Regions from separate parts of the Homo sapiens genome. Here regions 1 and 2 are each linked to region 3. Evidence: chromatin contacts called from ENCODE Hi-C or POLR2A ChIA-PET data. All regions are on one chromosome and are shown on one strand. Each heading gives the region's core, a stretch centred on a gene start or an enhancer-like site at or near the end of the contact. The rest is flanking DNA. Distances are from core to core; before and after follow the strand shown. Region 1 has its middle 140 kb from the start of PTGR3. Region 2 overlaps TSHZ1 (teashirt zinc finger homeobox 1). Region 3 holds the start of CNDP2 (carnosine dipeptidase 2).

The links. A loop is a pair of places that touch in the nucleus more often than their neighbours do. ChIA-PET counts read pairs that join two places held with the same protein, here RNA polymerase II (POLR2A). Pooled maps may share reads with other maps.
Region 1: a map of CD4-positive, alpha-beta memory T cell shows a loop between it and region 3 (17-fold over the local background). The contact joins the enhancer-like site here to the promoter of CNDP2 in region 3. A Hi-C loop is called at or near these places in 3 of 168 maps with a recorded cell type or tissue (CD4-positive, alpha-beta memory T cell, heart right ventricle and naive thymus-derived CD4-positive, alpha-beta T cell) and 10 of 50 pooled maps. POLR2A ChIA-PET finds 5 or more read pairs at or near these places in 1 of 52 experiments (OCI-LY7).
Region 2: a pooled map shows a loop between it and region 3 (7-fold over the local background). The contact joins the enhancer-like site here to the promoter of CNDP2 in region 3. A Hi-C loop is called at or near these places in 1 of 168 maps with a recorded cell type or tissue (CD4-positive, alpha-beta memory T cell) and 9 of 50 pooled maps. POLR2A ChIA-PET finds 5 or more read pairs at or near these places in 1 of 52 experiments (A549).

What each region holds. Positions count from the first base shown.
Region 1 is chr18:75,069,442-75,072,954 of GRCh38, reverse strand. No RefSeq gene overlaps it. Among named protein-coding and RNA genes, the nearest start is that of PTGR3, 140 kb to the left of the region's middle. RefSeq lists enhancers at 1-357, 1,638-1,787, 2,076-2,576, 1,437-2,636. Within about 2 kb of position 1,839, at least 28 of the 41 ENCODE cell types and tissues checked have a DNase peak (open chromatin) inside an H3K27ac peak, as active enhancers do; they include heart right ventricle, where a contact is called at or near this core.
Region 2 is chr18:75,245,760-75,249,278 of GRCh38, reverse strand. The region is part of intron 1 of TSHZ1 (teashirt zinc finger homeobox 1); the gene reads right to left. Among named protein-coding and RNA genes, the nearest start is that of TSHZ1, 37 kb to the right of the region's middle. Within about 2 kb of position 1,323, at least 14 of the 41 ENCODE cell types and tissues checked have a DNase peak (open chromatin) inside an H3K27ac peak, as active enhancers do.
Region 3 is chr18:74,494,338-74,497,619 of GRCh38, reverse strand. CNDP2 (carnosine dipeptidase 2) reads right to left here and starts at 1,257. Exons shown (of 12, transcript NM_018235.3): 1 at 1,189-1,257. RefSeq lists enhancers at 149-248, 632-1,144, 1,702-1,971 and silencers at 742-791, 922-1,431.

The sequences.
Region 1 (3,513 bases), core at 590-3,089, 570 kb before region 3:
ACATAGAGCCACACATTCTTACTGGAGGCGCCCAGTGACACAGCCAGCCCAGATGAGGGCACATAGGCGGCAGGGACCTGGGGCGGGTCTCCCCGGACTCTGGTGCACAGGGGCTGTGTCATCCCGGGCACCGTAGGGCTCAGCAGTGGCCTGGCCTCCACCCACCACACATCTAGTTGTGGCAACCCAGACATGGCCACTTGTCCCCTGGGGCCAGGCCACCTGGCTGAGGACCCCCAGGGCAGAGGACTGGGCTGCTGGGAGCCTCTCCGTGCAGGGAGTGTGGGGGCCTCGGCCACATGCCTCTGCCTGCACGGCCCTGCCGTGAGCGTCTGCGGCTGCTTCTCTAAGCCTTCCTTCCCCTGTCCTCCCACGGCCACCCACGGGCTCTGGCGTCCTCTCTCCAGGTTCCTGAATGTGTTCAGTCAGGTTACAGTCCACGCTCGCTGCTCTGGGAGACGTTCTGCCCTCAATGTAACTAAGACTCGCTACGCACCTGTCAGAAGGCCACCTTATATGGATTTCAGCTTCTTTGGGGACACTTTGCCATCACTGCCACGTCCAGACCGTGTTGTCTTTCTGATACTCTCCTTCAACAATTCACGGACACTCGCTGAGACTTGTTCACATCATCAAAGGGCTTAGAGCTGGTGTTAATATTAGGGTCTATCTATTCTCAGCCTTCACTCTGTAGAGGACCCACTAGCCTCAGGATGCACAGGTGACTCCTCTGACATCACAGCAGTTCGAGGCCAGCTCTTATTCATAAAATCGAAGGCCTGGAATGAAGTCACGGTTCTCAGCTCAGGACCCAGTCAGCAGATCCGCTTCCCAGAACTGCAGAACACGCCCTGGTGGCCCCAGGGCCAGGCGGGCCCGGCGAGGACGCCCTTCTAGACTGTGTGTCTCTATCGAGCCCACCAGCCTCTGCTAGAGTCTTCCAGGCCTGGAGGGCGCCTTTTCTCCAAGAGCAGCCTGTCCATTTTAGGATTGCACCTCTGGGACCTCTTGAGTCCCTCTCACTGAGAAGGTGTGTGTTTTGCCCCACTCCAAATGCATTAGAGGCCAGGAGCATGCTGAGCCATCTTCTTTAGGCCTTAAGAAGTAACTGGAAATTCAGCACCGTCCACAGCCTGCTGGGCTCACCTCAGGGGTGCTGGGTGCCATTCTGTGGCATATTTGTTGTCCTTTCCAAGGGAGACCCCATACTTCTTCTTCCCCCAGGACTTGCTTTACACAGATTTATGGTATTCGTTACATCTGAGACACTCTCGCTGTGTCTCGATTGCAGAGGCACGGAGATGTGAGGGGCATGCCTTCTGCAGTCAGATGGACAGGGTGTTATTTTCCCCTCTGGTGCTCCTCTCTGGCTTGTGGCGCACCTGCTTCATCACAGGACGCACCAGGAGATGACCCGTCACGAGATGCTGCTGCATGCATAGCAGGCCCTGCAGCCCGGGGCCCACAGCACCCCTGCTAACCAGGCTCCCGTGCAGCATTTCCTGCCTATAGTCAAAGAGCTCTCTCTAGAGAAGAGGAAGTCCCCATTGTTCAAGACTACCCAAAACACCAGCCTTCTCTGCACGGCACGTCGAGGAAAGAATAACTGTGCAGTGAACAGCACTGGCCCAAGTCTGCAGGGCGAGGAAGAAGCCAGGACATAAGCAAAGACAAATCTTACTAGAAACAGAACGAACTTGCAGGCTTCCCTTCAGATGACGATGACTGCGAGTGAAGAGGAAATCCTCTCCCAGCATCTCTTCCTGCTGGTGGAAGCTGCAGGTCACCTGACCACACATGACAAGACAGTGTGACTCAGATCCAGCGTCTGCCGTGAAGTTTGGTCTCAGGGCCCTGCTCATCAAGAAATGTTTTTGAAAAAGGTGGAAGTAGGTAGAGGGACGTGCTCTGAACCAGCGTGACCAAAAGACAGTGTGTTCACGGTGCATTCATCTGATTCAATTCCTGCCAAAGGCTTTTGTTATTTGAGAACATTATGACTAAACCAACAGAGAGGAAGGTGAGTAAGCAAACAGGAAAAACTGATGACGAATTGACAATCCATGTATTTATCCACCCATTTAAAGTAACTTGCTGAGCGCCTACCTAGCTGCACAAGAAGCTCAGGGCCTGAAGATGAACACGCAGAGGCTGTGTGCAGGGGCATGAGCTTACAGCTGGAATTAGAGATAAAGGAAAAGGCACCTGAGCCCTGTGACATGCGGGGGGTCAGGGGAGGTGGGACATATGTGGCCTCGTAGCCAGAGCCCCGCCTGTTTCCCAGGACATTCTGAATACGGGTGAGAGACTGCGCGTTGGACAATCACTGTGAGTCCCGACCCTTACCAGAAAAGTCACTCGCAGCGTCGTTTCCAGGCATAGGTTAGGATCACCATCCTCTCCCACGGGCCGTATGTTGCAATCCTGATATGAAAACGTCTTCTATCTCCTTCAACTGCGGCAGGAGCACAGGTGAAAGAGGGGAGCCCAGACTGGGGGTAGACTGTATTCGTGGGTTATGGCCCTATTTACAGATCAGTCATGATAGCTCTGCAGATTTGCTGGGGCTCTGTGGCGCAGTGGAGGCGAGGACAGAGGTGGCCCTGCTCTGGGAGATCCCTTCCTAACTGGGGCTCCCTGACGGCTTCCTGCACAGGAGGGGCCCGACGCCGGCGGGACAAGCAGGGAGCCCAGATCAGCCTTGGAAAGCTCAGGCTCAAACCAGAGCTCAATGTGGAAATTAAAAAACAAACCTTGACTTTGTGTTGGTTTTTATTCTTCCACTTAAAAAGTTATTTGAAGCGTAACGTGAGATCCTGGAGAGGACTGAAATGGCATGTCCTAGGTTCATGTTTATCCTGGTTATAAATTGTCTTTTTATGAAGTTGAAAGCCATGTTGAAATTAGGTCATTTTAAAAGAATTTATTAAAAGGTATTGAAAATGCAGGGCCATGGAGGAAGTAAATGATTCTTTGCCTGGGAGATTTAGAACGGATTTATTTAATTCTGGTAATGGGCTTTGTGACCACGGCTGTCTTCTGTCTCCAGCTGGTGAGCTCTTTAGGGGGGCATCCTTCGAGTCCAGCCTAGAGAAAAGCAGAGTTGTGTCCTGACTGCAGGGTGTAGGCATTTGGGTGGAAGGTTCTTTCCCTCATGCTTACTTCTCAAACATGAGGTTCAAGACCCACCTCTGCCTTGTCGATTTTACAGATCCAGAGTCCAAGAAAGCCAAGAGTCATCGACGTGTCCCAGCCTGTAACGGGCTGGGCCTCTTTGTTTTCTCACCAGAGGGTTTCAGGGTCCAGACGTGGGGCCTGGATTCTAGAAGCCCACATGCTAAGCCTTCAGCAGATACCTCCTTCACCCAGTGAAGACCAGCACATCCAGCCTGGTATTTCAAAGCTGGCTTCATAATGCTGATTTCTCTAATTTCCATCTTCAGGATATTTCTTACAGTGTTTTTTTCATCTTGTTGGGTTTGCAATGGATGCCCTGTGGAGGTGCAGCTGAAG
Region 2 (3,519 bases), core at 74-2,573, 750 kb before region 3:
CACCCAGGGCTCTCAACCCGTGTGGCTCCGGGGTCTCCACCAGAGGAGTTGCAGGAAGACCACTAGGAAGGATGTGTGTCTGAGCAGCCTGCCCGGGTAGCAGGTGGGGCCTGGGTGGCCGCAGGGACAAGGGACAGAGAGCAGCCACGGCCTGGAGCCCAGAGCCCCGGGTAGGCAGGAGGGCGGTGAAGGACCTGGCTTTCCCCCAGTAGCCCAGGGACCACAGTGGCCCAGATCTGGGGCTCCCATCCAAGCCTCTCCACCCCAGGGTGCCCGGCTCAGGCCCCGCGTTAGGAAGCAGACACCTGGGCCTCCTCCCACGCGGAGGTGGCTCGCCTGGTACTGCTGCTGGTGGGTGACCCTATGGCTTCACGGCACACCAGCTTCTAAATCCTTGCCTCTGCGGCTATTTCTAACCGTTCCCCCACACAAGACTTAGCAGAGCGTGCAGACACCACAGAGGGTAATTAAACCATCACACTCGCAAAGCTGGACGCACAGGCAAACACATGATGTATTGTTAACAGCAAGTATAATTAGGCAAGTAAACGTATATCTATATGTCATAGTTAACTGAAACATTAGCTTCCAATAAACGTATAAAATGGATTCCAAATGAGGGGAAAAATTTCTTTTAGAAATTTGTGGTTTTCTATTTTCTTTCACTTCAACTCTCCATTAATGTGGGCCAATTAACTGTCAATTGGATTTACAAAAATGTGTTTACATTTTCAGCCCCATATTTGTGAGTTCAGCATTACTCAGTCTATCTTACGATAAATAACCCTTGGATTATGTATAATGATAAGAGTATCTAAACAATCACAAGGTAATGCCTGAAATACACACGAAGGTGAGCGTGAAGGAAACATGTGGGCCACAGTCTAGGACTTTCCAGATGAACCTGAGGGTGAATACACTTCGATCACCTTCCACAGGCAACTTCATCATATGATATTTCTGAAGGGAAAAAGTCTTCAGTAAAAACAGAATTATTAACTTGCGCCAGAATCAGAACCTTATACTTGAAGTAGAATACAATTACTGAGGCCACTGATATTATGACAGAGCTACATTGCTATCACTGTCTATAAACATGATGAAAGTCTTGTCTGCCTGATGGATACAGTTTCCAGTATGAGAAACATTTTTGTAAGCTCACATATATTTTTCATATATAGCCTCAAATAATAGTTCTAGATGGCTTCTATTGTTCCAACCTCCTCAAAAAAATTATTTGGCTAGTGCGCTTATCTTTATATTTGAGAAAACAGTGCTTTCTTACTGTGGTTTCTGAATGCACCGGAAGCCTAGGATTTACTTTCACTTTGCCTGCACTGTGGCTCTGAATAAATAAAATCTTTTGCTATCACCCTTTCCCACTAAAATGAACAGGAAGTAAAAAAAAAAAAAAAGTAAGGTCTGAACATTTCAAATAAATACAGCAACAAGTATATTTAATGATAAGGTCACTGATATTTTTCACACTTCAAAAGAAGGACAAAGCTGTGCTTCTCTGCTGTGGGTGAGTGTGTGTGTGCTCACATATGAGTGTGTGACTGCTCCTCCGTCTCTCCCTTCTAATTATACCAAATACGGAGAACACTGGAAAAATTACAAAAATGGCTTCACCTCTATCTATATCAGAAAATCGCTTTACTGCAATAGCATTAAAAATGTAGGCACCAGTTCTCATAAGCAGAATGAGGGAAACAGTGTTTTCCAAAGTGAAATTTCAGGGAATCGTTCTTTTCAAAGTAAGATAACTTAAGGGGCAAGGCAATTCACGCAACTGAATCTAGCATCTGTTTTAAGTCATAAAGGCCATTACATTTTGTGGGTTGTGCAATTTGCTGTTTAACCAACTTTCTACAAAAGCATGGTGAAATGGCATATTTAAAACCAAGGGCAAAGGGACTCCACTCACTGAGAGAAGAGGCACAGCCCCCCCTGGCAGGAGCAGTGTGGCCCTCTGGGGTACCTCTCCCAGCAGCAGGCCCACCGCCTCAGCCCTGACCGCATGGCCTGCTCCTGGCCATTCCACCTCCTGTTTTATCTGTCAGAAAACACTGGCATTTGGTGAAGGTGTACGGTCGGTGGTGGGTCGATGCGGCAACTGAAAAGAAACTACAGCCTAGGGCACTTCCAGTTCAGCAACCCTGGGTAGCAATGCCTACCAAATGCTCTTCCTGAACAGAAAATTATATCTGGGTGCCTCCATTTGCTCGAGCAAAAAGATTATTCAGAAATCATATATACCACCAAAACACTGCAGGCTCAAACTTGGAATAAATCCTCCACTCCCGCTCCCTCTACAGCATTTTCAAGCAGGGCTTTAGTACTCCATTATTGTGAATGTTCTTTGGCCCACAGCAAAAAATATTGACAAAATTCTGCTTTTAAGACAGTTATTGTCTCTGTCTACTTGATAGCAGCCTTCAGAAGTTCACCTGCTAGCATTAAATTCTTGAGTTTGGGTGAAAGGAGAGAAAATTTGCCACATCTCAAGCTCTTCTGCTGTAGCAGCAGCAAATCAAATTATTCTTTCAATTAAACTAGCTTTGTGCCTAAAAACAAAAAAAGGCCACAGGCTTTCTTCCCCCACACAGAGAACTGAAGCCATCACCCCTTTAAACCCCATGACTTGAGCATGATCTCCACGGCTTAGTATTCTTGGATAATACAGCTCATAAAATTAAATCTACTCTCAGAGATTTCACTTATCACTGTGTGCTGTGAGCTTGCAGGCAATCAAGGGATCAAGAGTTCTGCACTGGGGTGTGTTTTGATGGACCTGATACAGGGATATGACCTACCTCTCTCTTTCTCTCTGACACACACACACACACACACACACACACACACACACACACACCAGAAACCAAAAACACCCCATCAGAGGTTGAACAGAGAACCAAGGCCCCCATCGTCATCCCCACTGCCCTGAGATGAGAAGAGACGCTTCCCACTATGAAGCTCACAGGACTTCCTCACCTTTGCCACACACGTTAGCTACATTTTAGCACTAAGACAAGCCCTGAACAGTGCATGCATCTGGCCAATTTCCTTCCAAAGAACTGGAGCTGGTCTTTCGTAGGAAATGCCCAACTAACAAATGCTCTGTTTGACTTTCTTTTCAAAATGTTGGCTTTCAAGAAGCAAAACGTGAAGCGCAGGTCTTGGTTGAATCCACGCTGATAAGGTAAAGGCGCTTCGGTGCTGGTGACGTGCCTGGAAGGGCGGTGAGGTGGTGTTTGCTGGGGGAGAGGGGAAGCCCGCTCCCCTGGCACTTATTTGATTCAGAGCATTGTATTTGTGGAAGTCAAAGCCAAGTGCTAACCAAGATTTAACACTAAGACTAATCAGAACAACACTTAGTACAAGAAAACACAACTTTTTTTCTGTTATGGTACATAGAGTGGGCATCCATTGAGAACTTGGCATCTTTTGTTAAGCACCATGATTATGAATAATTTATGATAGAAACTGACAGTGACTTTATCACAAAGCTGTGGATGG
Region 3 (3,282 bases), core at 8-2,507:
AGAGACGGGGTTTGCTCGTGTTACTCAGGCTGGTCTCGAACTCCTGGACTCAAGCGATCTGTCCGCCTTGGTCTCCCAAAGTGCCGAGGTTACACACATGAGCCACCATGCCTGGCAAGGGAGTAACATGATTTAAATGTTGAGACTAGTGGAGGGCAGGAGAAATTGCTGTGGCACCTGGAACCGTCAGTAGTACACACAAATGAGTCTTCTAGTTCTGAGAATCTCAGTCCCTGTCCCTTGATAATTGAAGGCATATATAACACAAATAACTGAATCACACCTTCATGTCTGATTAAGAACCAATAAAAGAATCTCCAATCTGCCCAAGCTAGAACTTGATCCCTAAGCATAATGTGGACTTCTCTTCCTCCACTCCTGCCTGCAAACATTAGGGACAAGGAAGGTATTGGTAGCAGGCCCCGGGTTCTCCGCCTCTTCCTGCAGTCTATGCTTGGATGATCTACGGAATCTGACCTTGGCAGGCGGTGGGGAGTTTGGTTTGGTGGCCCTGTCTGTGAGGACCAAATATTGTCTCTATTTCACAGATGAGGAAACTGAAGCCAATTGAATAAGACACCTGCCCCAGACCATCAAGCTGGCATGGGAATTTTGTCTCCCCTCAGACGCTTCCTCCTATAGCCTTAAACGCTGCCTCAAATGCTGGCGGGAGCTAGGGACGCTGTCCAGGGCCCTTTGAACCTGGGAGGCTTCTGTCCCGCCACACTCCCCACCCCAGGTCTCCGGGAAAGGGATCCGTTGGAGAAAGGCTGGAGTTCTCAGCAGGCCCCTGGGGAGGGGTGTGGCCTGACCAGCGCTCGGCTCCCCGCAACCCCATCTCCAACCCGGGTCGTTCCACTCGACTCCACCAGGGAGGGCCACGCAGGCTCAGGCCAAGTGCGCCGCCCAGCTTGTCCCTGCGTACCGGGGACGCGCTCGGCGCTGCTGGGACACGAGTGGCCCGGAGGTGCGAGAGGCCCCGGGGCCATGGCCGTCACGGGCCTCCGCCCCCGACCGCGCGCTCGGGAACAGCCCGGACACCATTGTTCCCGCCTGGCTGCGGCCGGGCGCCCCACGCTCCCCCACGAATGAGGCGTGACTCTCGCCGCTGACCCGGGTCCTCCCCGCCCAGCCCGTTCCCAGCTCAGGGCGCCCACCCGGGAAGGAAGGTCCATCAGGAAGACCCACCTGGGAAGGAAGGCCCACTAGGCAAGGCCCTGTTACCAGCAGCAAGCGCGGCGCCGGTTCCGTACCACGTGTCCCGGCCACGACCCCCGGCGCTGGCCCGCCCCGCGGTCGCCCTGGCCACCAACCCCGCCTTGTCCGGAGGGCAGGCATCGCCACGCCCCCGCCACGCCCACCAATCCAGCCACAGGCAGAGGGGTGGTGTCACTCTCTCCCCGCCCCATTTCCGCCCTGAGCCAGGTGCGGAAGGTGACGTCACCTCTCCCAGCTCCATTTCCGTCCCGCCCACCAATCCCGGCCTGGTCCACAAGGCTTTCGCCTCGTCGCCCCTCCCCGACGGTAGACGGGGATGTGGGCGTGGCGAGGGGGCGGAGATTTCGTGGGTTGGGATTCAGGGGAGGCAGGGCACACGGGAGCGCGTGTCCGGAGCTGTGGGCTTGTGCTGTGCTTCCCGGTTGCTCTTGGGTGGGCGGGGGGCCTGGTGCTTCAACGGTGGGGTCCGAGAAGTCGCCTGCAGTGCGGCAATGGAGTCCAAAACTAGGGGGCCCTGACTCCACCCTCTGATCTCCCAGGCTCCGGAGGTCCCACGACGCTCCCATTCCCTTGCGCATCCAGCACTGCACTTTCCGTTGCGTTTCAGTCCCGGCGGAGTCGGGGCACGGACTCCTGCGGGTCACACAAGCTCCAATGAGAGGTCGGTCTGAACTGGATTAGGAAAGCGTTCGCCAGCATCGTTACCAGTAGTGGAAATATTTTAGTATTTGTGTCCCATGACCCTAGGAACTGATGAAGGAAGCAGAGCCAGCACCGTGTTTGAGCGTCTGCGACAGCGCTTTCCTTTTTAATCTTAACAACAATTCTTGGGGGTAAAATTGTTATTCCCTAGTCTGCTCACTTTTCCAATAGAGTGTTCTCAAAAGACTTTCTTTAAACTTGTACCACTACCACATTCTTTAAGGAGTGATGGCTCGGGAGTTATTATTTTTTAAAAATGAATTTAATAGTTGTAAGAGATGTATACGTTCCCACATAAAGTAAAATGTTAAAATTGTCTCCTCCCTTAAAATTTACATGGTTTGTTTCCTCTTTTTATATTTATTTATTTATTTATTTATTTATTTATTTAGAGACAGAGTCTTGCTCTGTTGCCATGCTGGAATGCAGTAGCCCAGTCTCAGCTCACTGCAAGCTCCGCCTCCCAGGTTCAAGCCATTCTGCCTCAGCCTCCCGAGTAGCTGGGACTGCAGGTGCGCACCACCGCACCCAGCTAATTTTTGTATTTTTAGTAGAGACAGGGTTTCACCATATTGGTCAAGATGGTCTCGATTTCTTGACCTACTGATCCACCCGCCTCAGCCTCCTAAAGTGCTGGGATTACAGGCGTGAGCCACCCCGTCCCCCCCATCCCTGCCTCCTCTTTTATTTTTTATTTCTATTCCACATCCCTCATAGAATTTTGTTAAATGTAACATTTTTATACTTAATAGTCTTACTCATATCCTAATCATTTCTCTACAACAGACTATGATAAAAATTTAAATTAATATTTACTTTGCTATAACCAGATGAGATTAGGCATGTTCAGGGTGGTATGGCCATAGACACTTTGCTATAACCAAAAAGCTTTAAGTATTAACATTTTTTCTTCTGGATTAAATTCTCATAATAATTATTGTACATGAATGATAAAAAGAAAAAACTATATTACACATTTTGCAAACATTGCAAAAAGTAAACATTGGTGGAAGATACATCCTTTAATCATATCTACTGGGCTTTTAAATAAATTCGTTCAGGTATCCATAAATGAGATTATTGCTGAAAAGAGGGTTTGGTTAAAAAAAAAAACAAAACACACACACACACACACACACATATGTATATAGCAAAAAGAAGTGATTTAGAGTAGAAGCCATAACACACTACTGTTACCAAAATTTAATAGGCTCAAGGTAAGAATAAATAATGAGCAAAGAAGTAGTTGAGAACTTTAGAGCAATCAGATGCTTCAGTCCAAGTGAAAACATGAAAATGCATTTGCAGTACTCAGTGTTGAAGAAGTTGGTGAACATGTTTCTCCTATGAATCTGAATAAAT